Linked DNA regions of Mus musculus: all the other regions are linked to region 2. The links are chromatin loops, found by intact Hi-C in ENCODE. Cell type or tissue: heart. All regions are shown on one strand. Region 1 overlaps Jpt2 (Jupiter microtubule associated homolog 2). Region 2 holds the start of Tpsb2 (tryptase beta 2). Region 3 has its middle 5.4 kb from the start of Prss34.

Region 1 (8,000 bases), 420 kb before region 2:
AAACTCGGCATGTAGATAGCACCACCTGCCAAAAGAATGAAAACAGACCCAATCCCTCAGTGTGGATAGTTCTGAGAAAGTCTCTAAATTCCTAACTTTGCTTTTTGGCTTCTGTAGTTCTGCCTCTGACTAACTGTTCTTGTTAACTGAAGCATGCCAACCCAGAACATGGCTTTGCCCTTAAAAGCTCATCCTGAGAAAGGCTCAAGGCCTTTCTTGTTTGAGATCCTAAACACCCAGTGTACTCACCAGCCAGCTAATAAAGACTTTCCTATTGGCTTAAAACTATGTCAGAGCATTCTTCCACGGTGAACACCCCACAACATTTTCAGGTTGCCTGAATTTTGATACTGATTTAATTTTTCAAGCCTGCAAAACTGAGCCTACGTATTATATTATCAACCAACTAGGAAAACAGGCTGACGAGAAGGGGCATACTGCAGTAGCACTTGCAGTGACTGCTACCCGAGCCAGTTATTAGTATTTACTGTAGATGGTGTTTCACTTGTATGTGCCCTGTGCCCACAGAAACCAGAGGAGGGTGCTGGACGCTCTGGAGCTGGAGTTAACTAGGGGTTTTGAGTGTCACGTGGGCTCTGGAAATAGCATCTAGATCCTCTGGTAGAGCAGCCAGTGGTCTCCCCACAGGTCCAGTCCCACCGGAGTTAGTTTTTAATTGCCCAAATGAGGAGCCAGAACAAACTGATAAAATGATTAATTCTTTAAGATTTTTTTAGAGTTATTAACTTTGTATGGTATGAGTGTTTTGCCTGCCTATGTATATATCACATGGATGCCTATGTATATATCAATCACATGGATGCCTAGTGCCCATAGAGGCCAGAATCATTGGATCTCCCAAAGCTGGAATTACAGTTGTGAGTCACCATGTGGGTCCTGAGAACTGAACGTAGGTCCTCTGCTAGCATAGCAAGTGCTCTTAAGCACCGAGCCATCTCTCCAGTCCCCTGGTAAACAGATTACAGTTACAAGATTGTGTTTAGGGGTTATCTGAGTATTTTGTTTTAGGTCTCAGCAATTTTAACCCCATAAGTTCTTTTCCTGAGACAGGGTCTATATAGCTTTGGCTGTCCTGGAGCTTATGTTGTAGACTAGACCAGAGTACGTTCTAAATTCAGAGGCAGAGGGACCACCTGCCTCTGCCACCCAAGTACCGGGACTAAAGGCATGAACCATCCCTGTAAATTCTTAAAGTTAGAACATCACAGTGGGGGCACCTCCCACCAACAAAGGGACAGACCAACTGACTTGAAAATTACCCCCCTCCCCCCCCCCCAAAAAAAGGGAGGAAAGGCCTGGAGAGATGGTTCAGGGGTTTAGAGCACTGACTGCTCTTCCAAAGGCCCCGAGTTCAATTCTCACCAACCACATGGTGGCTCACAAACATCTGTAATGGGATCCGATGCCCTTTTTCTGGTGTGTCTGAAGACAGCTACAGTGTACTCATAAACAAATCTTTAAAAAACAAAAAAACCTCACTCTGTAGACCAGGCTGGCCTCAAACTCAGAAATCCGCCTGCCTCTGCCTCCCAAGTGCTGGGACTAAAGACATGCGCCACCACTGCCCAGCGAGACAGTGTCTCTTTACATAGATCTGACGGACTTAGAACTATGTGGATCAGTCTGGCCTTGAACTTACAGAAAGATCTGTCTGCCTCCCAAGTGTGTGCACCACAAGTTCTAGTGCTCCTTTGTTGTTAACATAACTGGGGGCAAGTTTGTTAAACTGATCAAAGCAAAGTGAGTTAAAAAAAAAAAAGGTTCTCCCACCCCCACCTGAAACAGGGTTTCCCTGTGTAGCCCTTACTGTCCTGGAACTCACTCTGTAGACCAGGCTGACCTCAAACTCAAGAGATCCACCTGCCTCTGCCTCCTGAGTGCTGGGATTAAAGGTGTGTGCCACCATAAAAATATTAAAAAAAAAAAAAGAAAGAAAGAAATGCCACCCTTTTCAACCTAGTTTTCTTGGCGATAAAAATAGTGCTTACCTAATAGGAAAAAAAAAAAAAAAAAAAAAAAAAGGTGTATGCCACCATGCCGGGCCTAGACCTTTGTATAACCATGTAGTGCTACCTGAAGTCCAGCTCATGAAGGAATGAGCTGTACTGTATTCCTTTTCTATCGCTGTAATAAAACAACATGACCAAGACAACCTATAGAAGAAAGTGTCCATCTGAGCTTACAGTTCCAGAGGGCTAAGATTCCATCACTAGCATTACAGCAAGCGAGCGAGCAAGCAAGCAAGCAAGCAAGCAAGCAAGCAAGCAAGCAAGCAAGCAAGCAAGCAAGCAAGCATGGGGTCAGGGCAAACAGCTCACACCTCAAAGTCTGCCCCTCTGACAAACTCACTGAACAAGACACCACTTTCTAAACTTCCCCAGACAGTATAGCATCTTCAACTGAAATCCAGTATTCAGAGTTCAGTTGGAGGCCAGCTTGGTCTACAAAGTGAGTTCCAGGACAGCCAGAGCTACACAGAGAAACCCTGTCTCAAACAAAACAAAACAAAACAAAACAAAAAGTAACAAAGGTCTAGACTATTTCATTATTCATCGTTCAGGATGCTAGTTTAGGAGCTAACACAAAAACTATATAATTCCAGTAGTATTTCTAAGAATGAGCTCTACCTGTGATAAGAATGAGATGGCAACTGTGACAGTTTCACTTCCTCATTCTTATCACAGGTAGAGCTGCTGTCTAGCCTCTCGAGACATACCCACATCTTTTAGTGCCTGCCTAAGGGCTGAAACAGTTGTTAGCACGGGATATGGCATTGTCAGTTTCTAATGCAGCTCATGGAACTCAGTACATTTCTAATTACGTGTAGACAAGCTTTCTAATTACGTGTAGACAAGCAAGGTAAGATGTTGTTTTGGGTAACACATTGGCTTTGTGAAGCATTGGTCACCTGGCTGTCCTTGAACTCAGAGATCCAGTTGCTTCTCTCTGCCTTCCAAGGGCTGGGATTAAAGGTGTTTATGGCCATTCCTAGCTTGTTAAGTGTTGTTTTTTATCGAAAGGCTCCGTTCAGTATTCAGAATGTGAAACTTCTGGGAGACTCTTCTAAGCAGGCAGTCATCCTGACACAAGCCATCTATCTTAGTGTTTTATTGCTGTCAACAGACACCATGACCAAGTTAAGTCTTATAAAGGAAAACATTTAATTGGGGCTGAGTTTCAGGTTTAGTCCATTATCATCAAGGTGGGAGTATGGCAGCATCTAGGCAGGTATGATGCAGGCAGAGCTAAGAGTTCTAATTCTTAGGGCCGGGCATAGTGGTGCATGCCTTTAATCCCAGCACTCGGGAGGCAGAGGCAAGCGGATTTTTGAGTTCGAGGCCAGCCTGGTCTACAGAGTGAGTGCCAGGATAGCCTGGGCTATACAGAAAAACCCTGTCTCAAAAAAAAAAAAAAAAAAAAAAAAAAACAGAGTTCTAATTCTTTATTTAAAGGCTGCTAGTGGAAGACTGACCTCTAGGCATCTATGGTTGAAGGTCTTAAAGCCCACACCCACAGTGACACGTCCACTCCAACAGAGCCACACCATCTAATAGTGCCACTCTGGACCAAGCATATACAAACCATCACACCATGTAATTTAGATCTAGATATGGAGTTTGCTTGTTGACCATTTGAAAGTGTATTTTCTCAATGGGGCTTCGATCTAACACAGCTGAATAGGTGGCCAACCCACTAGTTACCACAGGCTTGTTACTGGGTCACTGAGGCATTCTGAAGTCAAACTGGAGCAGGTTTTCTCCTAGTACTTGTCCTAAAGAATAAACTCCGACTACAGAACACTAAATAGATTACAGCATATTCCCAATTAATTCTGTTCAAATATTAAATCCTGGGCATTTCTAGATCAAGGAAGGGAGAAGTGAACTTTACTAAAGAGAAGCTATAAAAAAGGGTCAAAGTTCAGCATTGTTTCCCAACCCCTCAATTGGACTATGGAGAAGCACAAACACAAAATACACACAGGCTGTATGTGGTTAGTAAGTTTAATTCAACCATTATACCCAGTTCTGCCTCATAAAAAATTAACAAAATGTTCCTATCAAAATTGTATTATCGCTGGGTGGTGGTTGCACATGCCTTTAATCCTAGCACTTGGGAGGCAGAGGCAGGCGGATTTCTGAGTTCGAGGCCAGCCTGGACTACAGAGTGAATTCCAGGACAGCCCGGGCGACACAGAGAAACCCTGTCTCAAAAAAAACAAAACAAAACAAAACAAAAAAAAAGTATTATAATGTAAGGGCAGGTTTCTTGCTCTGACACAGTGATAGAAAAATATTGGCACCAGATACACTTAAAAAAAGTTTTAATGCTTAATGTAGGTGACAATTGTATATTACTGGATTTAGCTGGGCACTAATTTACAGATTCACACTCTGAGTCCAGCTGTAGCAGAAGATAGAAGGATGGGAGATGAATAAGGCAGCCACTGCTGTGGACCACTGTTGCAGGTCCCCATATCCTCCCAGCCATCCAGGCCAGCAGGTGGCGCTTGAAGCTTTTCTCTCACAGGGCTAAGAGCAGAATCAGCATAGTGATGTTAGATTCCTCGAGACAATCCAATTTGGAACTCACAAATCATTTTCTACTTAAGAGAGCAGTTATAAAAGGTTTATCTCTATCATTGTATTATTTCCTTATAAGCTAAAAAAGTTAGTGTCTGGGCTAAATAAAGTCAACATCATTTATGACATTTTCTTAAATGGAAAAAAATGCTCTAAATTCCAAAATAGAGCTCATGATGACTGAACCACAAACCATTTGAGTTGTTAGAGAATTACATACATGTAAGACCTGTTACTTGGCTTCAGGATACAGGGCATCTGAAGAGGAAAACTCTTTGGTTGATAAAGCCATGGTCAGAGCCCTCAACAGACCGGGTAGGATGCAGAGCCCGGCAGGTGGCTCCTGCAGGCACTTGTAGGTCAGTGTGTCGGTGTGTGAATGCAGGATTGCCACTTTTCCAAGATTTACTGAGGACATTTTTGGCACCTACTGTGAAGCGCTCTGTGGGCGGGAGAAGCAGAAGCAGCAGCACTCAGAATCCCTTTCCACAGATGCACCCCAGAGGGGAAAGAAGGAACCCCGCAAGGGCTGAACAGGGACATCTGCCTGGCAGGAAGTGACGTGACTCTACCTCTGCTGTCAAATGACTGTTCTGACCTTCCTGCCAAAACACTTAGTATCCTGGCTCAAGGAGCACTGTTTATGAGCAGGGTCAAGAAGTCTAAAGCTTTCTAAAGGCAGCTCTTGTGCTTTGGTGTAGAGAGTAGCACTTTTCTAAGCGTTGAAGCAATGCACAGGTATTTATAAGAAGCTGACACTAAAAACACCTTTCCATACATTGGTAAAGCAGCCAACGAACCCAACATCCTTCAGCAGGCTTTCCTCCCAATTATAGGAGCAAAGCAAGACAGGAGAACAGGAATCCACCCAATACCTGGACATATATGGCCCTGCAGAGGCCAGAGACCTTCTGTACAGGAAGAACCATGAACAGGGAGAACCCCTCACAGGTGCAGAACTAAGGCCTATGCTTAAGGCTGATGAGACAAACAAAAGGAACAACCCACATGCAAATCTGGCACATCAGGAACTAAGCCAGCTGTAGAGGAAGACAGGCTGCTACCACAGACCTGGCCATGATTTTAGGTGCAGTATGGGACAACTCAGAAGATTGGTGTATAAAAAACCCTTCCACCCAGGACAGGACTGAGAATAACGGCCTGACTTTCTGTTGACTGCTACCAAAAAGAGCAGTCATGTTTCAATACTACAGAGTGACATAATGGGAGAAGGAGAGGAGACATTAGGGTTCTGAGGTATCTCAGAGGGGGAAGCATTTAGTGATAGGCATTTCCTGAAAGGCTTAGTTAGTGCAGACTCCACTTTGTCTTTAAGAGTTTCTGTTTGTGTGTGTCTCCTCCAGCCCACAGTGAGAGTAGTGTGGGGTTTTTTTCAACCAAACCATACTTAGATGCCCAACAGCCAGCAGCCTGCTAACACAAGGACAAGAAAGACCCTGGAACCCTTCTGTTAATGGCCCAGCTCTTCTGCCTTCCCCAGAACTTTACAGATGTGTTTCATAGAGAGCAGTTAGAGAGGAGGGACCAGAGCATCCCAGTTTACCCCACAATGTATGTCTTGGCAGTCCTCTGTGCAGCTCTGCCCATGACAACAAGGCTTATGAGCAGTCAACCCCACACGCATGACAAACCCTCTCCCACCCCAGCTCATTTGAGTTAAAGGAAACACTAACATTCAATACTCTATCTCTGTCTGGTCTAGTTACAGGCAGAGCAGGAGCTTCTCAATAGAAGGAGAGGCTGGATTTGCCTCCTGGTGGGTTCAGGACTTTGTTGTGGGAGCGAGGTCGTGGCCCCAGTCTGGGTTCATGACTGTCAACTGTAGGTGTGGGCTCCGGTATCTTTGCATGCTCTACTTCTTTTGAGCTTCCTTTGTCACTCTGCTCTCCTCTGGGTGTGGAGTCTGTTGCAGCTGTAGGATAAAAATCAACAAAAGTCCATGAAAGGCAAGTGCATAGTCCACTACACTGTGCAGCAAGCTGCACTAACTGAAAGTCAGTGCCGCGGCATAGCCAGAAAGTTCTGAAGCCAACTGGTCCAATCAGTCAGGAAGCACTTTGGATGGTGGTTCTCAACCTGTGTCAAAACCCTTGTGATGGTGTGTATGCTCAGCCTAGGGATGACACTATTAGAAGGTGTGGCACTGTTGGAGTAGGTGTGTCACTGTGGGTGTGGGCTTTAAGACCCTCATCCTAGCTGCCAGGAAGCCAGTATTCTGCTAGCAGCCTTCAGATGAAGATGTAGAACTCTCAGCTCCTCCTGCACCATGGCTGCCTGGATGTTGCCATGTTTCTGCCTTGGTGATGATGATAATGGACTAAACCTTTGAACCTGTAAGCCAGCCCCAATTAAATGTTGTCCTTTATAAGACTTGCCTTGGTCATGGTGTCTGCTCACAGCAGTAACACCCTAAGACACCCCTGGAGAGGGTAGTGTCAAATTGCCCTTTCACGGGGGTCACCTAAGACCATCAGAAAGCACAAACATTAACATTAAAATTCATGATAGTAGCAAAACCAGAGTTATGAAGTAGCAATGAAAATAATTTTATGGTTGGGGGGGGTCACCAAAACAGGAGGAACTGTAATTAAAGAGTCCCAGAATTAGGAAGGCTGAGAAACACTCTTCTAGAAGAAAAGAAAACCTAACAGTATTACTAGCAGGAACTGTGCTCCTGTCCCGAGCCTGCTTTAAATACTAAACCAGAGCCACCCTCTTATGCTTGTTTTGGTCAGTTGTTTTGAAGGCAGAGCAATGCTAGGAAGAGCATGAGCTATTCCTCTGGAATACAGAAGGGCAGGAAATAAGCTTACCTTTCAGGTCAGACTTAGAGTCTTCACCTTCACACAGCAAAACATGATCCTGCAGCAAGGTAAGCAAGCCAGCAGGTTAGTGCTCGTCCAGGCAGGCAATGAAAGTTTAGGGATGAGTGGCTGGTTTATTTTTAATTGTGTTCCTCTGGCCATCTAAGACATCTAGACTCTGCTAGGGAAGTATTCTACCCACCACCAGGCCACATCCTCAGTCTTATTTCTACTTTCTGAGTCAGGGTCTCATTGAATTTTCCAAAGTCTGGGCTTAAACTCACTCTGTAGGTAGAAAGGCATTGAACCTCAGCTTCCTCCTGAACAGGTGGAGGTATAGGCCCCCACTATATGGTCTGTTTTATTTTTAGCCTTTAAAATGTTTATGGCAGGCTGGGGATGGCTCAGTAGTTAAAGCTCTTGCCGTTCTTAGGTACAGTTGTCTGTAACTCCTGCTCCAAGGGAATATGCTGCCTCTGAGGGTATCTGCATTTACCTGAACACATACACACATGCTGACATACCTAAACATAACTAAAAATAATACAATCTTACAATAAACAAACTAGCA
Region 2 (8,000 bases):
AATAAAAAAAAAAAAAGAAGAAGATGGCTCAGTGTATAAAGACACTTGCCACCAAACCTGACCACCTGACTTGGAGCCCTGGGACCACATGGTAGAAGGAGAGAACCAATTCCTGCATATTGTCCTGTGACCTCCACTCATGTACTGTGGGGTGTGTGCACACACATGGATAGAAGCTTGCTGGTGAGCTAGCATACCTGGGGAGTTCTGGTCCAGTGGAAGAGCCAGTCTCAAAAAAACCAACCCAAAAAAGAAGAAAGGAAAGAGAGGGAGGGAGGAAGGGAGCGAGGGAGGGAGGGAGCGAGGGAGGGAGGGAGCGAGGGAGGGAGGGAGAGAGAGAGAGAGAGAGAGAGAGAAAGAGAGAGAGAGAGAGAGAAGTGGGCAAGACTTGAGGAATGACACACGTGTGTAGACATGTGCATGTGCAGTTGTACATGTATAAACATGCACACACACACAATTTCATACAGAAACTTCCAGAAAAGCTATTTGTCTGATTCAAAGACTTTTATTTCTGAACCACTTAAAGGTTTGGACTGTGTGAGGGCTTCGGATTTTCACTGGCCTCTCCTTTTTTCTTTTCTTTCTTTTTTTAAAAGGGGATTTTTTTTTATGGTGCTGCCCTACTGAGTCAGGACACATCTAAAGACACTGAGGGATTCGCAGGCACTGTTTGGCATCCATCTACCACCTCACTGGAGATGCGAAAGCCTGTCTAGAATCCCTGCTGTACTTGGTCTCTCTTCTATGTCCATCAGTCTGATGTGGACAGTTGGATTATTCTGTCCCTTTTCTGGGCTTTTCTGAGCCCACAAAATTTCTGGGTATTGCATTTTGGAAAAATTATACTCAAGCAGGGTTGTCTGATATTTCTCACGATTAGACTGAAGTCAGACATCTCATGACACCATCACAGATGTGACTCAGACCTAGTCATGTCTTATCAAATGCCTGCCACTTCAGTTCTTGGTGCTTGGTGCTTGATTAGAGGCCCTCAGCCTCCCCAAAGAAATTCCTCTCTTCACCCCTCACTACCAAGCACTTAGCACTACCAAGTAACTAGGGCAGAGAGTGAAACTTTATCTGATTTCTTAACAGAATTTTAATCACTGATTCACTTATCTGTGACTACATTGACTCATAATCTTCTATTTTAGTTTATGAATCTCCACGTCTTTCTTTTCCCCAGTTCCTATTTGCTATTCCAGGTTCTGACAGGGCTTCCAGGGCCTCCTGAAAGCTGGCTCCTGTCTTTAGGCTTCTGCTTCATCTCTTTTGCATTAATTATGGAAAATAATTCCAGGTCCTCTTGCACTTCCTTTGATCCAGAATCCTTCTCAGGGGACAAAGTTAGGGATTACACACACACACACGTGTGTGTGCAAACTCAGACACACGCATGTGCTTATGCAGTGCACATGGGCACACATACAGTCAAGTGAACTCTTTCTCTGGGGAGATTTAACAAACACTAACCCCCTCCTTATAAAAGCAGTAATGACAAAATCAAGGTGTGATTCCAAACTCAGGAACCTGTCAGGCAACTGGACCATGCCACCAGACAGAAGAACTATTAAGGTTGAGCAGGCTCAAAACCCAGAGAATCTCAGAATTGAGAATGGCAGGCATGGAGTCAGCTCCCTGCCAAACTATCTGATCTGGAACACATAACCGAGACACCCCACTGAGAGGACCATGACAATCTGCCAGATGGCATAAAAACATGGAGTTCTCCATGTTAATGAGGTATCTAAATAGGCCTTGAGTGTTCAGCCAATGAGTGAGCTTCCATTCCCAGGTGTTCCTTCCTACAAAAGGTTCACCCTTATTAACGTGTATGCATTCACCTCCACCATCAAAAAAAAAAAAAACAGTTTGGACAAGCAAGGACCATCTTCTTCATCAAGTATGGCCACGGGGTGGTGGTGGTGGGGTGGTGAGGGGGAGGCCTTCATTGTAAAGAGCCATGTCTAAATCTCCCCCCAAAAGCCTTCTGTCTTCAAACTGCTCCTACTCTTGGCACTCAGAACCATACCAGATTCCATCCCAGTCCTGGGCTCAGCCATCCCTTCTTGTCTGATGTATAGGTACCCCAAGGAGAGGACTGTGGATCCCCATTCCCAACTCCTAGTGGCACCTCAGTGGCATCTGGGTACACAGGAGGCCAGCAACTGTCTCAGACTCCGCTGTTTCTCATCTGGGGAAACACAGACTGGGACCCCTATTATGTACTGTGTTCTACCTCCCCTGAGCAGCTTGCCGGTGGTGCTCAGGCATGCCAGCAGCGAGGCAGACAAGCAACCCGACAAGGAACAAAGTGTTTCTTGGATTTACAGATCATGGATAAGGGATTACTTACAGGAGCGTGGGTAACGCCAAAGCAATTGCACCATCTAACAGTCTCACCTCAACATGGACAAAGATCCCCTCTCCCCCACTTAACCTCCTTTACTCTGTATACATTTGTACCTCCCCAGACCATGAGGTTGTGTGCATTTAGACATGACTGTATGACAGCTAATGACCCTCCATATCCCTTTCTCCTCCTCCTCAACATCCTCTCCCTCCTCCTCTTCAATTTCCTCCCCTTCCTTTTGTTTTGTTTTTCAAGACAAGGTTTCTTTGTGTAGCTCTGGCTGTCTTGGAACTCACTGTGTAGACCAGGCTGCCCTGGAACTCACAGAGATCCACCTGCCTCTCTGCCTCTCAAGTGTTGGGATCAACTCTCTGGCCACCACTATCTGGCATCTCCCCTTTTTCTATGAAGGAATCAACAGACAGCAAGCTGTTCTGATGAAGATGATAATCGTCACGCTGCAGGATACCACTCTACAACACATCCAAACGTGTGCATTCATGATCATACACACACATCTATGTTTCTATAGCTACAATGAAAACAGCAAGCTTTTGGTTACAGTTCTCTCCCAAAGTGTCACCCAGGTTTATTCCTTTTTATCTTGGGCTGCTGGTCTACATCCCTACCCCCACCCCCACCCCGCCCATTGTTTAGGCAAAGAAGAGGGTTGGCCTAGGTCTCCAGCTGCTACATCCACTCCAGTAGTGACAAGCGCAAAAGGCCCCGAAAACCTGGGCGCTGTCCCGAGGCGAAAAGTTCACGGAAATTAGTCTCCTGGAACCGTGGCATCCTGTATAAAGAACGCTCTAATGTCCTTGCTTTAGTTGGTAAACGGATCTGTGTGCTTTCCCTTAATATTGCTTTATTACAAGTGCTCCTAAGGATTGATATTTTGACATATAGCTAAGTTAGATTCTAGGCAGTCCTTGATCCGACCTTGAACATGGATAGCTAAGTCACTGTCCTACACAGAAATTTACCATTATCTAGGAAGAAGGAAGTTTGTGACCTTTGTGCTCTTGCCCCTGGCTTCTAAGATTAAGAGAACCTTAGATGGTGTTTTTGATCCCAGTTGTTAACATTGAACTTTATCCCAGTTGGTTCCGGCCAGTCCTTCCCTGAGCTCACATTCCTCTGTTTTGTGTAAGAATCCAGTAACCTCTTTGTACCTTGCTGGTGTGTCACCCAACTTCCCTATTTTCTTCAGTATAAAAAGTTTGATGTGGGCCGGGCGTGGTGGCGCATGCCTTTAATCCCAGCACTCGGGAGGCAGAGGCAGGTGGATTTCTGAGTTCGAGGCCAGCCTGGTCTACAGAGTGAGTTCCAGGACAGCCAGGGCTACACAAAGAAACCCTGTCTCAAAAAACGAAGGAAAAAAAAAGTTTGATCCTCGATTTAACAAATTACATTCAGATCCACACTCCCTTGTGTCGAGTCTGTTTGTTACCCCACTTTCGCTGACTCTTTGCCCACCTGTAACCCAACCAGAGTTTTGCCCGTGGATCGAGGACCCAAGTGAGGTTCATCTGCGGCATCCAGCAGCCCTGAATTCTGCCTTCTCTCTCCATGGCAGAAACAAAGACTCAGAGTGAGGTTATCAGCCAAAGTCTCATGTAGAGGGTCTGCCTATCCTGGTTCACTCAGTTTATGCTAGCTCACTCCTAGGGGCTTCTATCATACCCCTGGGAGGTGCCTAGCAGTGTGCCTGGTCACAGAGGGCTGGTCACAGCCTCCTCCCTGGTCTGGCCTGCCCTCTGCTGGAGACACCGAGAACTATGGCATTAGGATCAAACCAGGCTTTGCAAATGGTTGGTTGTAGTTTACATAGGAAAGCCTCAGAGGTCTTCAAATGCAGGGACATACAAAAGCAGCCTACACTCATAGTTCCATAATAATTGGGAGGTAAACTTGGAAATCAATACCAAGTTTGCTAGCACTAGCTGTAAGGACTATACATCTTCTTGGTTTTGTGGTTTCTTTAAGCCATCAATTATTTTCAGTTGAGTTTTGAAAGTTGACATTTAAAGGTTCATTTCCAGAACTTCCTTGATGTTGAACTAGACTGTGTCCTCCTACCATCTTCTTTCTGGGACAGAATTTTATCTTCAGATTCCAGGGTAGCAGAGACGCTGGTGACACATTCCCTCAGAACCTGCCACGCTGAGAAAACCTTGCTCTTTTTTTGAGCCAGGATCTTTCTATGTAGGTCCAGACCTCAATTCTTTTCCTGGATTACAGGGGCCACTACTTTCACCTCCTTAGATTAGCTGCTGCCTGAACAAATCAGAATTCTTGGGAGTACTAGGAGACACAGCCCGATTCAATGGTGCATGCAGGCCCTAACACCCTTTGGACCCCCCATGGTTGGAGCCTCTTGTGTGTCCTTAGGATCTCTCTCTCTCCTTCCACCCTCCCTCTTCTCTCTCTCTCTCTCTCTCTCTCTCTCTCTCTCTCTCTCCCTCCACCCTCCCTCTTCTCTCTCTCTCCTCCTCTCTCTTCTCTCTCTCTCTCTCCCTCCACCCTCCCTCTTCTCTCTCTTTCTCCTCCTCTCTCTTCTCTCTCTCTCTGTCTCTCTGACTCTGACTCTGACTCTGACTCTGTCTCTGTCTCTGTCTCTGTCTCTGTCTCTGTCTCTGTCTCTCTCATCTTTAGACCTCTGCATTTCTGTCTTGTCAACTGTGTTGAGAGTGGTGGGGATGTCTGGTTAGAGAGTGGGCCTGTCCAGAGCTGCCCAAGGAGTCCAGGAGTCCAGAAGAGTGAGCCTTTGAGGTGTGCAGAGAGCAGGGCAGGACAGTCCTCGGAGAAACCCAGGAAGTGTCAGTGGGGACCAAGCTGGTGATGAAGTCTTGAGGAGGCGACTGTAAGGGGGACCTGCAGGACAGAGGAGCCAGGCAGTGGGGTGGATGGGGAGGCAGGACAGTGGTCTTCTGAGGAGAGGCTGGTAGCTTTCCAGGTTGCCCTCCTCTGCTTGTGTTGCCCCTCAGCTGATGAAATGCTCTATGAAGGGCTCATCTTATCAGATGTCTGATACCCACCCCCCTCCCATCAGGAGACTTGGGCAGATATGGCCTGGAGGTCACACTGCAGGATTTATCAGTAGAGCTTCGTCTGATGGGTCAGCAGGGCCGTTGTACCGTGACACTTGTTACTCATCTCTGCCAAAATCAACTGATTGCTATTTTGACAAGGGGATCATGTGATCCTCTCCAGTGGAAAGCTGAGCCCAACCCTGAGGACTCAGAGGATGCAAGATGAACGACGCTGTTACCCATTGTGCTCTGCTCCTTGGGATGGCTCACAGACACCATCATCTCCTGTCCTGTCTCACTCTTGGGAAATGTGTTAGAGTGCGTCAACATGTCATGCTAGGGTGACACTGAGCCAGGAGCCTTCTTGAGACCTTCTCTATATCCCTGGGATGGGATCCCCATCCCAATAGTTGGAAGGAGCAGCGGCTCGGTGATGCAGAGCACTCAACTGAGAGGCATCCTCAGTATGCAGTGCTCTGCCCACAGTGGACAGAGCAGACCTGGTGGAGGCAGAGCAGAGTAACATCCTGAGCAGATGGGGGCCATGCCTGCCCAGGTCTCCTGATGTGGAGGGCTGCTTGTGGGACATCTGGCAAGCTCAGCATTTCCTTGGGCATTTCACCGCTGAGGAACAAGACATGAGGAGGAGGCAAATCTGAGAAGAGGCTACCAGCCTCCCCTCAGAAGATACCCCTTTCCAGGGAGGGCTGGGGATGACCACTGTCCTGCCAGCCCATCCACCCCACTACCTGACTCTCCTATCCTGGACCCAGAGCAGTTGCATCTCTGAACTCTGCCTTCCATAGCCTGAAATACCAAGACTCTGTGTGTGTGTGTGTGTGTGTGTGTGTGTGTGTGTGTGTGTGTGTGTGTGTGTGTATGTGTATGTGTATGTGTGTATGTGTATGTGTGTGTGTATGACTGGTCCTCTCATTGTGCACTCAACCGTGTGACCTGTGGTCATCAGAAGGGCATCTGGGTGGTGGGGACACATGTTACATGGAGGCCTTTGATCTAAATCACTATTTCCTTTGTATCTGGATTGGCGGGTGCTGTGTCCCTCCTCTCATGCACTCTGGTCTGGAGAATTAAAAAGGCAGAGGACAGCAGGCCAAGGAGAGAGGAGCAGAGGCAGCTAAGGTAAAGTCCTGGTGTCTATATGTCATCCTGAAGCAGAGTAACCAAGCTTGTGACCTTTGTAACCTGGTGCACCAAGCCCGCAGACTCCTGGGATGAACCTGCCCTCCATCTCACGGGCTCTGGTTCCATTCTGGACTTGATATTCTGCCAGCCCCAGTCTAGCCCTGTCTTTTAGCTGGACTCAGGCTGTGCTCCTCACTGCTTCCAGATGCTGAAGCGGCTGCTGCTGCTGCTGTGGGCACTGTCCCTCCTGGCTAGTCTGGTGTACTCGGCCCCTCGTAAGTTGTCTTGAGCCCTCCCTGTCTCTCCCTCACCTTCACAGGCCACAGGAATGGGGAGTCTAGAGAATCCCAGGGTTAGCTCCAATTCAGGAGGGGCAAGGCAGGGCATGGAGGTTGCTTCTTGTCTCTCTCCAGGCCCAGCCAATCAGCGAGTGGGCATCGTGGGAGGACATGAGGCTTCTGAGAGTAAGTGGCCCTGGCAGGTGAGCCTGAGATTTAAATTAAACTACTGGATACATTTCTGCGGAGGTTCTCTCATCCATCCACAGTGGGTGCTCACTGCGGCACACTGTGTGGGACCGTGAGTCTCCCTGGGCCTGGCATGGTTGGACGGGATCTAGATTATTCCCACCATCCCCAGTGTTCCCGAGGATGTGCCCATCCTGACTGGAGCCTTCTGAGCATGATTATACTCTTCTAGGCACATCAAAAGCCCACAGCTCTTCCGGGTGCAGCTTCGTGAGCAGTATCTATACTATGGGGACCAGCTCCTCTCTTTGAACAGGATCGTGGTGCACCCCCACTATTACACGGCCGAGGGTGGGGCAGACGTTGCCCTGCTGGAGCTTGAGGTCCCTGTGAATGTCTCTACCCATCTCCACCCCATATCCCTGCCCCCTGCCTCGGAGACCTTCCCCCCAGGGACATCGTGCTGGGTGACAGGCTGGGGCGACATTGATAATGACGGTATGTGGCAAGGATAGCTGACAGTTAGGCAGGGACTAAGTCTCCTCCAACCCCAGCATTGGAGGGTGGGCAGGGATTCCAGTGGCTGGTTACTCTTGAGCCTCCCTCAAAGGCTGCACTTGTCCCACCCCAGAGCCTCTCCCACCTCCTTATCCTCTGAAGCAAGTGAAGGTTCCCATTGTGGAAAACAGCCTGTGTGACCGGAAGTACCACACTGGCCTCTACACGGGAGATGATTTTCCCATTGTCCATGATGGCATGCTGTGTGCTGGAAATACCAGGAGAGACTCCTGCCAGGTAGGTCCTGTGTCCTCCCTGCACCACACCCCATCTGGTCTCCATACTGTGTGCTGACCCCTGTCTTCTTCAGGGCGATTCAGGGGGGCCACTGGTCTGCAAAGTGAAGGGTACCTGGCTGCAGGCAGGAGTGGTCAGCTGGGGTGAGGGCTGCGCACAGCCCAACAAGCCTGGCATCTACACCCGGGTGACATACTACTTAGACTG
Region 3 (8,000 bases), 71 kb before region 2:
GTAAGTTCAGAGTCACAAGCTTCACCAGCTCTTTCAAATAATGCCTTTTAAATCTGCAGCCATTAACTTCATCTTCTTCCTCTTCCCGCTCCTCCTTTCCCCCTCCTCTGAGACAACATCTCATTAAGTAGCCCTGGCTAACTTGGAACTGGGCTATATAAACCAGATTGGCCTCAAACCGACAGAAATCCACTGGCCTCTGTTGGGACTAGAGGCATGTGCTACCATGCCTGGTGCTGCTGGCTCTTGATCTGCTTTTCTTCCCAATGAAGTCTAAGAGTTCTCTCTCTCTCTCTCTCTCTCTCTCTCTCTCTCTCTCTCTCTCTCTCTCTCTCTCTGTGTGTGTGTGTGTGTGTGTGTGTGTGTGTGTGTTTAGCCCTGTCCTGGAACTTGGCCTGTAGAGCAGGCTGGCCCAGAACTCAGAGATTTGCCTGCCTCTACTTTCTGAGTGCTAGGCTTAAAGGTGTGCATCACTACCAGCCAGCTTTGGTCTCCATTTTTATTTTCACCCTCACCAAGACAGCTTTCCTTTTATCCTGTAACACACACACACACACACACACACACACACACACACACACACACACACACAGTAGCTGTATTTCCCTCCACTTGCTACGCTATGTTCAGTTGATGTCCCTGGGGTGCCTGATTTTTTTCTGAAGGGAATGGAGAAGCAGTGGATCTGGGGGAGGGGAGACGGTGCTACAGTCCTGGGAGGAGTGGAGGAGGGGAGACTGTCAATGGGAAAATAGAAAAAACAGTTGATGTGGCTTGAATGTTTTCTTATTGTCTGTGCTTAACAATTCAGTTAAGTTTTTCTGAAAGCAAAGCAGGGATGCCGGCGTGCTGTAAAGTGGGGCGATTAAGAGTTTGAGAGAAGCCAGGTGGTTGTGGTGCACGCCTTTAATCACAGCACTTGGGAGGCAGAGGCAGGTGGATTTCTGAGTTCGAGAACAGCCTAGTCTACAAAGTGAGTTCCAGGACAGCAAGGACTACACAGAGAAACCCTGTCTTAAAAAAACAAAAAACAAACAAACAAAAAAAAGAGTTTGAGAGAAGGCTGGTTGTGGGCACATGCCTTTAATCCCATAAAGACTGTCTCAAAAAACAAATTGAAGGAGGAGGAGAAAGAGGTGGAGGAGCAAGAGGACGAGGACAATGAGGAAAGAAAAAGTCTATGAACAGCCTAAGGTTCATAGGGAAACCCTGATATAAACAAACAAACAAACAAACAAATAAAAATGTTGTCTTCTCATCTGCAAACACAAGTAGTAAATCTCAGATACCCAGGCTCAACAGTCCAACTGCACCAACCCTGGGCTCCAGAGGAAGGCAGTTTTAGCTGGGAAATACTTTTGCCTAGGTTATGGCATTGGGTTGAAGATCCTGTCTTGCTGTCACTCATGGGTGATGAACCTGGTGAGTAATGACCAGGAGATGGGAACAAGGGGCCAGGCTATCCAGCATGTTGTGCTTAGGGTTTGGAAAGCTGAGGAGGCAACTGAGGGTGTCTGCACCCTGTCCACACTTCCATAGGATGGCTCTCTAACTGTCCTGGCTTAACTGAACCAATCCTGCAGGCCAGGGGAGGGCGCTGAAGACCTGACAAAGAAGAGACAGGCCAGACTTTCACCCTGGGACCCTGGCCAGTCCAGGCCGGTCCCAGGCCCGTCCCAGGCTGGTCTCAGGCTGGTCTCATCCCTCAGGCTGTAGGCACCCCATAGCGTCTCTCCCTGTAAACCTTGGACTCCTTGGCCCTGCTGTGATGCAGTGTGGGTGGGAAAGAAACCTGGGAGCTGTGGTTTAGGTCAGAAATGTCCAAGAGTGTCCATCGTCTGATTAATCTATGTTTGCAACACTGTAACCAACAAAGTCAAAGAAAGCACTGGGCAGGACCTGGTGGTCTCTTAGGGTGAGTGTCCCCACTGGGACCCAACATGGTCACAGCCTGCATAAGAGGAGGAAGTGGACTTTCCTCCTCCTAAGGTTCTAACAAATCAAAGTAAGATTCCATCAAAGTTCACCCAGAGCAACCAACGAGCTCTTTGGCTTATTAAAAGCATAGATACTTACCTACAGAAGCAGGTGACCCCTGAAGCAGCATCAAAGATGATGGCTCCCCCACAGCCCTTCACTGAGACAGCAGGTGGGGCTGGGAGAGGAGGGGGTGTCTTGTGGGCAGAGTCATGTGTCCCTATGCTTATAATGAGCTTAACTTCTCTATCTTCCATCCTCCCCGAAGGGCTCCTGTCCCTAGGAATGAGCTGGGGGACTCTACCCTTTTACAGTTTAGAACTGAAGAAGGCACTTGAAATCATCTGCCATCCCAAGTACAATGACAGCCTGCCTGTCAGCGCAAGTGCAGACACGGTCCTGCAGAGACGGACAGCCTCTGTGCTGTTGTCTGAGCACATCCCCCTCTCACTATCCCAGCTGCCTCCCAGATTGTTTTCCAAGGCATGATGTGCTCAGTGAGTGTCCCGGGAACAACAGCGTCAAAGCAGGTGTGGGTGCTGGCTGGTTCCATTGAGATGCCCAGGAAATCCTGTCTTGCCCTTCCCTGTCCCTGGTGCTACTGCTGACCTAGCTCAGTGGAATAAGTCAGTCTCAGAATGGCAAGAAATGGGTCTGGGGAGTAGGCTTAGGAGGTAAGAGCACTTGCTGCTTTTGTAGAGACCTTGCGTTCGGTTCCCAATGCCCACATGGCACCCCTCAACCATTTCTAACTCCAGTCCTGGAGGGTGGGTCTCACAACCTCTTCTGGTCTCCTCAGGCTCTGTGTTCAAGTGACATATACTCACACAGATGCACACATACAATACACATAATTAAAAATAACTTTTGTAGCCGGGCGTGGTGGTGCACTCCCTTTATCCCAGCTCTCGGGAGGCAGGGGCAGGCGGATTTCTGAGTTTGAGGCCAGCCTGGTCTACAGAGTGAGTTTCAGGACAGCCAGGGCTATACAGAGAAAACCTGCCTAGAAAAACAAAAACAAAAACAAAACAAAAAAACCAAAATAACTTTTTTTTTTTTGGACAGGGCCTCATTTTGTAGGCCTGGCTGTCCTAGAATTCATTATATAGACCAAGGTAGCTTTGAACTCTGCCTGCCTCAGCCTCCTGAGTTCTGGGATTAAAGATGTGTACCACTACATCAAGAAGAATAAAATAAAGCTTTTATTAAAAAAAAAATGGCAGGCTGGAGAGATGGCTTAGTGGTTAAGAGCACCGACTGCTCTTCCAGAGGTCCTGAGTTCAATTCCCAGCAACCACATGGTGGCTCACAGCCATCTGTAATGGGATCTGATGCACTCTTCTGGTGTGTCTGAAGACAGCGACAGTGTACTCATGTACATAAAATAAATAAATAAGCCTTAAAAAAAAAAGGCATGGACCCACACCCAACTACTTAAAAAAAAATGGCACAAAAAGTACAATTCCAGTAACAAGGTCTCCAGAGAAACCAAAGTCCTAATCCTAACAGTAGACTGGTGGAGGCGCATGGTGCCGATGCAGGCTGACACAGGCAGATGTTTAGGACCCTGTTCTGGGCTCCCAGGTTCCCAGGCTCCCACACCTGACTGGAAGTCAGGTTGCTCTGCAGAGCACAGCTGAGGTTGTTTCTCTGGCTGAGGCTGCTCCCATTGTTGGTCTCCTTCCATCGCTGAGTGGACTTCTGTTTGTTCATCTGGTTGCTGTGTAAAAACTGACTTCAAAAACAAGCAAACAAACCTGAATCTATCCCGTATTGTTCCATATTGTTTACTGTGCGTAAAGTCAATGTAAACGTTTGCATGCAGGTGCTTGTTCCGGCATCCCATCCCCCGAGAGTGAAAGTAGGGCCTCACTTTGTCCTCACTGGCCACTAGGAATGTCTCTTTCCTTTGTGCTTTAAATTGCATTCAATTCTTTCCACTGTGTGTTCTTTCTTCCTTTCTTTCCCTTTTCTTTTTGCTTCAGTCTTACAGTGTATCCCAGGCTGTCCCATGAGCCCATTTATCTGGCTGGTTTTTCCATTTTCTTGAGATTTTTTTCGGATGAGCATAAGATTTTGAACGTGATGTTAACTATCTTGTTTTTTGTTGTTTGAGTCAGAGCTGGAGTTTATTATGGAAAAGTCTTACTGTAGATTTAAGCAGGGGCATTGGCAGGGAAGGAGAAGGGGCTGGGAGGCAGACACGGCTAACACCCATGTGGCAAGCACCCAGGAGAGGTCCTGGTTACTCCAGAGAGAGCAAGCTGTCAGCCTCTTTTCCTATGACAGCATATATTGGGACTTTTTTTTTTAAGCAGTCAATATTTATATTTTATTCTGAGTTTATTTTAAACTTAGTTATTCTTGTGGGACTGAGGCTGGAGTCTAGAGTCAGCCTTAAGCACATTGGGAAAACAGCCTATCACTGAAGGACATCCTCAGCCCAATATTTGTATTCTAGATGCTTGCATTCGCTCCTTCTGTACTTAGTAGAATAACTGGTTACTCAGGCTGGCTTGCTCTTGTCTTAGAATTGCATTACATCCTTTGATCATTTACTATGCTCACTCTCTCCCTTTGAAACCTTTCTTTTAGATTTCTGGCTACATGTTCCCTACCCAGATAAAGCATTTATCAGCCTCTCAGCTCATCTTTATGCTTCCTCTCTCAAATCCATCACAGATAACATCACAACTGTTAATTCTGGGTCACCGTGGATACATTTTCTGCTTTCAACACCCATTATCTCTTAAAGCTATAGTAACCTTCGACGTGACCTTTGGTAGTTTTTGCTGTTTCTGCAACTGTCTTTCCTTTTGTTACAAAATGTTGTCTCTGTATCCTTTTGATAACAAATGTTATCTTGTTACGGGTCTCACAAATCCTGTGCCCGAGACTACTTTTACACTGCCTCACCCTTTCCTCAGAGAAATGTTGCTGGTTCTAGGCCCTTCTTTTCCTGACTTAAAAATGTTACTCTGTGGTTAGTCTGCATCTACTGTTGCCTGTTCAAACAATCAGTGGGTGTTCTCAGAATGTGAAGTTAGGTCAGGTGTGGTGGTGCATATCTGTAATTCCTACACTTGGGAGACTGAGGCAGGGTGGTTGAAAGTTCAAAGTTAGCCTGGCTTACATAGTGAGACCTGATCTTCAAAAATCACATTAGAACACTATTAGTATGGACTTAGACTTGAGTCAGAAGTCAAGTCTGAGACAGGACTCAGCTAGGAGCAGGGTATTTGAGAAGAGGCAGGGAAAGGCCAGTAGGGTGTGTGCTTCCCTGGAGCTTGATTGGCAGAGCACTCTGGAAGCCAGCAGCATGTGCTCCGGAATCCCCATCCTGAGGGACAGAAACAGCTGCTGCTGTGGCCACCTAAAGAGACACCTGTTCTGCTCTGTCCAACAGTAGAGCCAGCAGAGCTAGGTGCTAGGCCTGGAAGTGGAACCTAGCCACACAAAGGTGCTAAAGGATGAGGTTGGAGAGGTCTCTACAGGAATGGCTCAGCTGACAATAACACATATTGCCCAGATCTGACAACCCGAGTTTCATATCTGAAGCCCATGTAAATGGAGGAAACCAATTTCTAATCTACATAAACCCATAGCACATGTGAATCTGTGCCCACGCACATAAACACATCATATGTGCATGGACACAATAACAAAAGTAAATTAATAAACCAGACTCTGAATGTGACATGGAGATGTGTGTGTGTGTGAAGTAGAAGTGTGAGCTCCAAAGAAAAGTTATATTGAGATGAGGGGTTTCTGAGTCCATTTTAGGGCTAAGACTGTGAGGTGTGTGAGTTCCATGGCCACTTATCTCACTTGATATGTGGATATTTGGAAAACAGGCTTGTGCCAACATGTATCTTAAATGAAAATGCCCATTTATGTCTATGGTGGCACAAATCTAGAGACAACGTATACCTTCCGCAGTTAGAAGGGGCAAATCCCTTCCTTTCTCCCCTCCCCCTCCTTCTTTCCTCCATGTGTGCATTTCTTTTTTAAAAGATTAATTTATCTTTACCTGTGAATGTTTTCCTACATGTTTGTATGTGCACCACATGCATGCCTGGCATCATGGAAGCCAGAAGAGAGTGTCAGATGCCCTGGAACTGCAATCACAGATGGTTGCGAGTCACCGAGTGGGTGCTGGAAACTGATACTGTGTCCTCTGCAAAGTGTTTTTTCTTTTTAAAATATTTTTTATTGATCCTTTGGGAATTTCATATCATGTACCCCAAGCTCACACATTTCCCACCCTTTTGTGTCTGCTCTCCACCCTTGCGTCATACACATCAGGCCTGGATGACAAGTGGAATCTTATGACCATGGGATGGTGGCTTACTGTCCTTGATTTCATAGGTCTTATGGCAGACGTAGATATGAATGGCAGCATTGAGGGTGTAGCCTCTTTGAGGGCTATGGTCAGTCCTTTACTTTTGAAGGTCAGTAAAAAGATTGGTGGCCTTGGGTGGGTGACGGCTCTGGGTCCATTAGGACTAATGTGGTGCCCCTGAGGGGTGTGAAGTTCAGCATCCTTCGCTGTTGTCACAGTGATTTGTATGATGGGGTACAGACCCACTCTGGTTGCAGCATTGAGGGTGACCTTGAGGGCAAGTTTGTGACTCTGTGTGGCTTCAGTGGTCAGAAGCAAGAGCAGGGTCACCTGCCAGCTTATGGTAGAGTTTCTGGAGGGTCTGGCTGACATAGGGCACCTATCTTCTGCCCAGCCCATGTCCCAGCTATCCAAATGCATTTGACTGTCCAGCAGAGTAAGTGGAACTCCTTGGTTCAGCAGCCTGAGCTCCAAGACAGAGGTTGGTCACTGCTCACTGTTGCTCGTGTCTAGTTTCCTATTGCAACACTGAGTGTGGGGAAGAGGTAAGTTTTAGTTATGTTCTGACCTCTTCACGAAGGAGTCCAGAGAGGTATGATGACACATGCCGATAATCCTGTAATAGTACCAGGAAGCAGAGGCAGGGTCTCTGTAGGACCGAGGCCAGCCTGATCCACTTAGTAAACGTCAGGCTAGACCAAGCTACAGAGTGAGATCCTGTTAAAGAAAAAAAAGAAAAGAAGAGAAAAGAAAAGAAAAGAAAAGAAGAGAAAAGAAAAGAGGAAATCCAGGTCTTGAATATATGATTCATGGCATGCATGGGTCCTGGTGCTGGGGCACATGAAGAGTCTTGAGTTTCTGCCTGGGGAGTTTTAACAGCTTAAAAAAATGGCATGTGCTTGTGGAATTTCAGGTTGGGGAGTTTCTCTCTCTCTCTCTCTCTCTCTCTCTCTCTCTCTCTCTCTCTCTCAATGTGTGTGTGTGTGTGTGTGTGTGTGTGTGTGTGTATGTGTCTGTATTTGTGTTTCAAGACAGCTTTTTCTGTGTAGCCATGGTTGTCCTGGAACTTGCTTTGTAGACCAGGCTGGCCTCGAATTCACAGAGATATGCCTGCCTCTGCCTCCTGAATGCTGGGATTAAAGACACCACTACCACCTAGCTGAGGAGTTTCACACTTGACCAGGTACTGCATAGGAATGAGAGAGAGAGAGAGAGAGAGAGAGAGAGAGAGAGAGAGAGAGAGAGAGAGAGAGAGAGAGAGAGAGAGAGAACACTAATAAGAAGTCTCAAGTCCTCAAGTCCCAGAACATGGTACACATCTTGGTAACCTCATCATCACTTGGAAGGCTAAGGTAGGAGGGCGACCTAGATTTCAAGACCATCTTGAATTATACAGCAAGACCCTGTCTCAGAACCAAACAAAGTCGCCTCCCAAATCCATCTGAACTCTTTCTGGGAGACCCTAGCTCACTGTGGGCTCTTTTTCAAGTGCTTTCAAGCTTTTGTGAAGCCAAGACCAGCAGAGGTCTTCCTGTTCAGCTAAGGGAACTAAGAAAGGACCTAGAGATGGCTCACACGTGGAGATGTATTCCTTCAGTCACCAATGCTAGGTGCCAAGATGGAGCTGTGAGCAGAGCTGGAGCACCTCTGTGAGCAGAGCTGGAGCACCCCTGTAAACAGA

What was found. Peaks named below come from ENCODE experiments on the same cell type or tissue, not always from the same donor. Only the 100,000 strongest peaks of a DNase experiment are listed, where the experiment ranks them.
Region 1: it touches region 2 in a loop (5-fold over the local background); 6 of 42 quality-filtered maps call a loop at or near these places.
Region 3: a loop joins it to region 2, with 4 times the contacts of the local background. A loop is called at or near these places in 10 of 42 quality-filtered maps.

What each region holds. Positions count from the first base shown.
Region 1 is chr17:24,938,142-24,946,141 of GRCm38, forward strand. Jpt2 (Jupiter microtubule associated homolog 2) reads right to left here. Exons shown (of 5, transcript NM_198937.2): 4 at 7,439-7,487; 5 at 4,329-6,537. The coding sequence ends at 6,350. Among named protein-coding and RNA genes, the nearest start is that of Mapk8ip3, 5.2 kb to the left of the region's middle. In heart, a CTCF peak has its summit at 4,506 (motif pointing right); no DNase peak of the experiment used is centred here.
Region 2 is chr17:25,359,816-25,367,815 of GRCm38, forward strand. It overlaps Tpsb2 (tryptase beta 2), which reads left to right and starts at 6,518. Exons shown (of 6, transcript NM_010781.3): 1 at 6,518-6,528; 2 at 6,737-6,806; 3 at 6,945-7,110; 4 at 7,231-7,496; 5 at 7,630-7,793; 6 at 7,867-8,000. The coding sequence starts at 6,737. In heart, a CTCF peak has its summit at 4,120 (motif pointing left); no DNase peak of the experiment used is centred here; H3K27me3 peaks cover 2,388 bases.
Region 3 is chr17:25,289,022-25,297,021 of GRCm38, forward strand. No RefSeq gene overlaps it. Among named protein-coding and RNA genes, the nearest start is that of Prss34, 5.4 kb to the right of the region's middle. In heart, no CTCF peak of the experiment used is centred here; no DNase peak of the experiment used is centred here; H3K27me3 peaks cover 1,182 bases.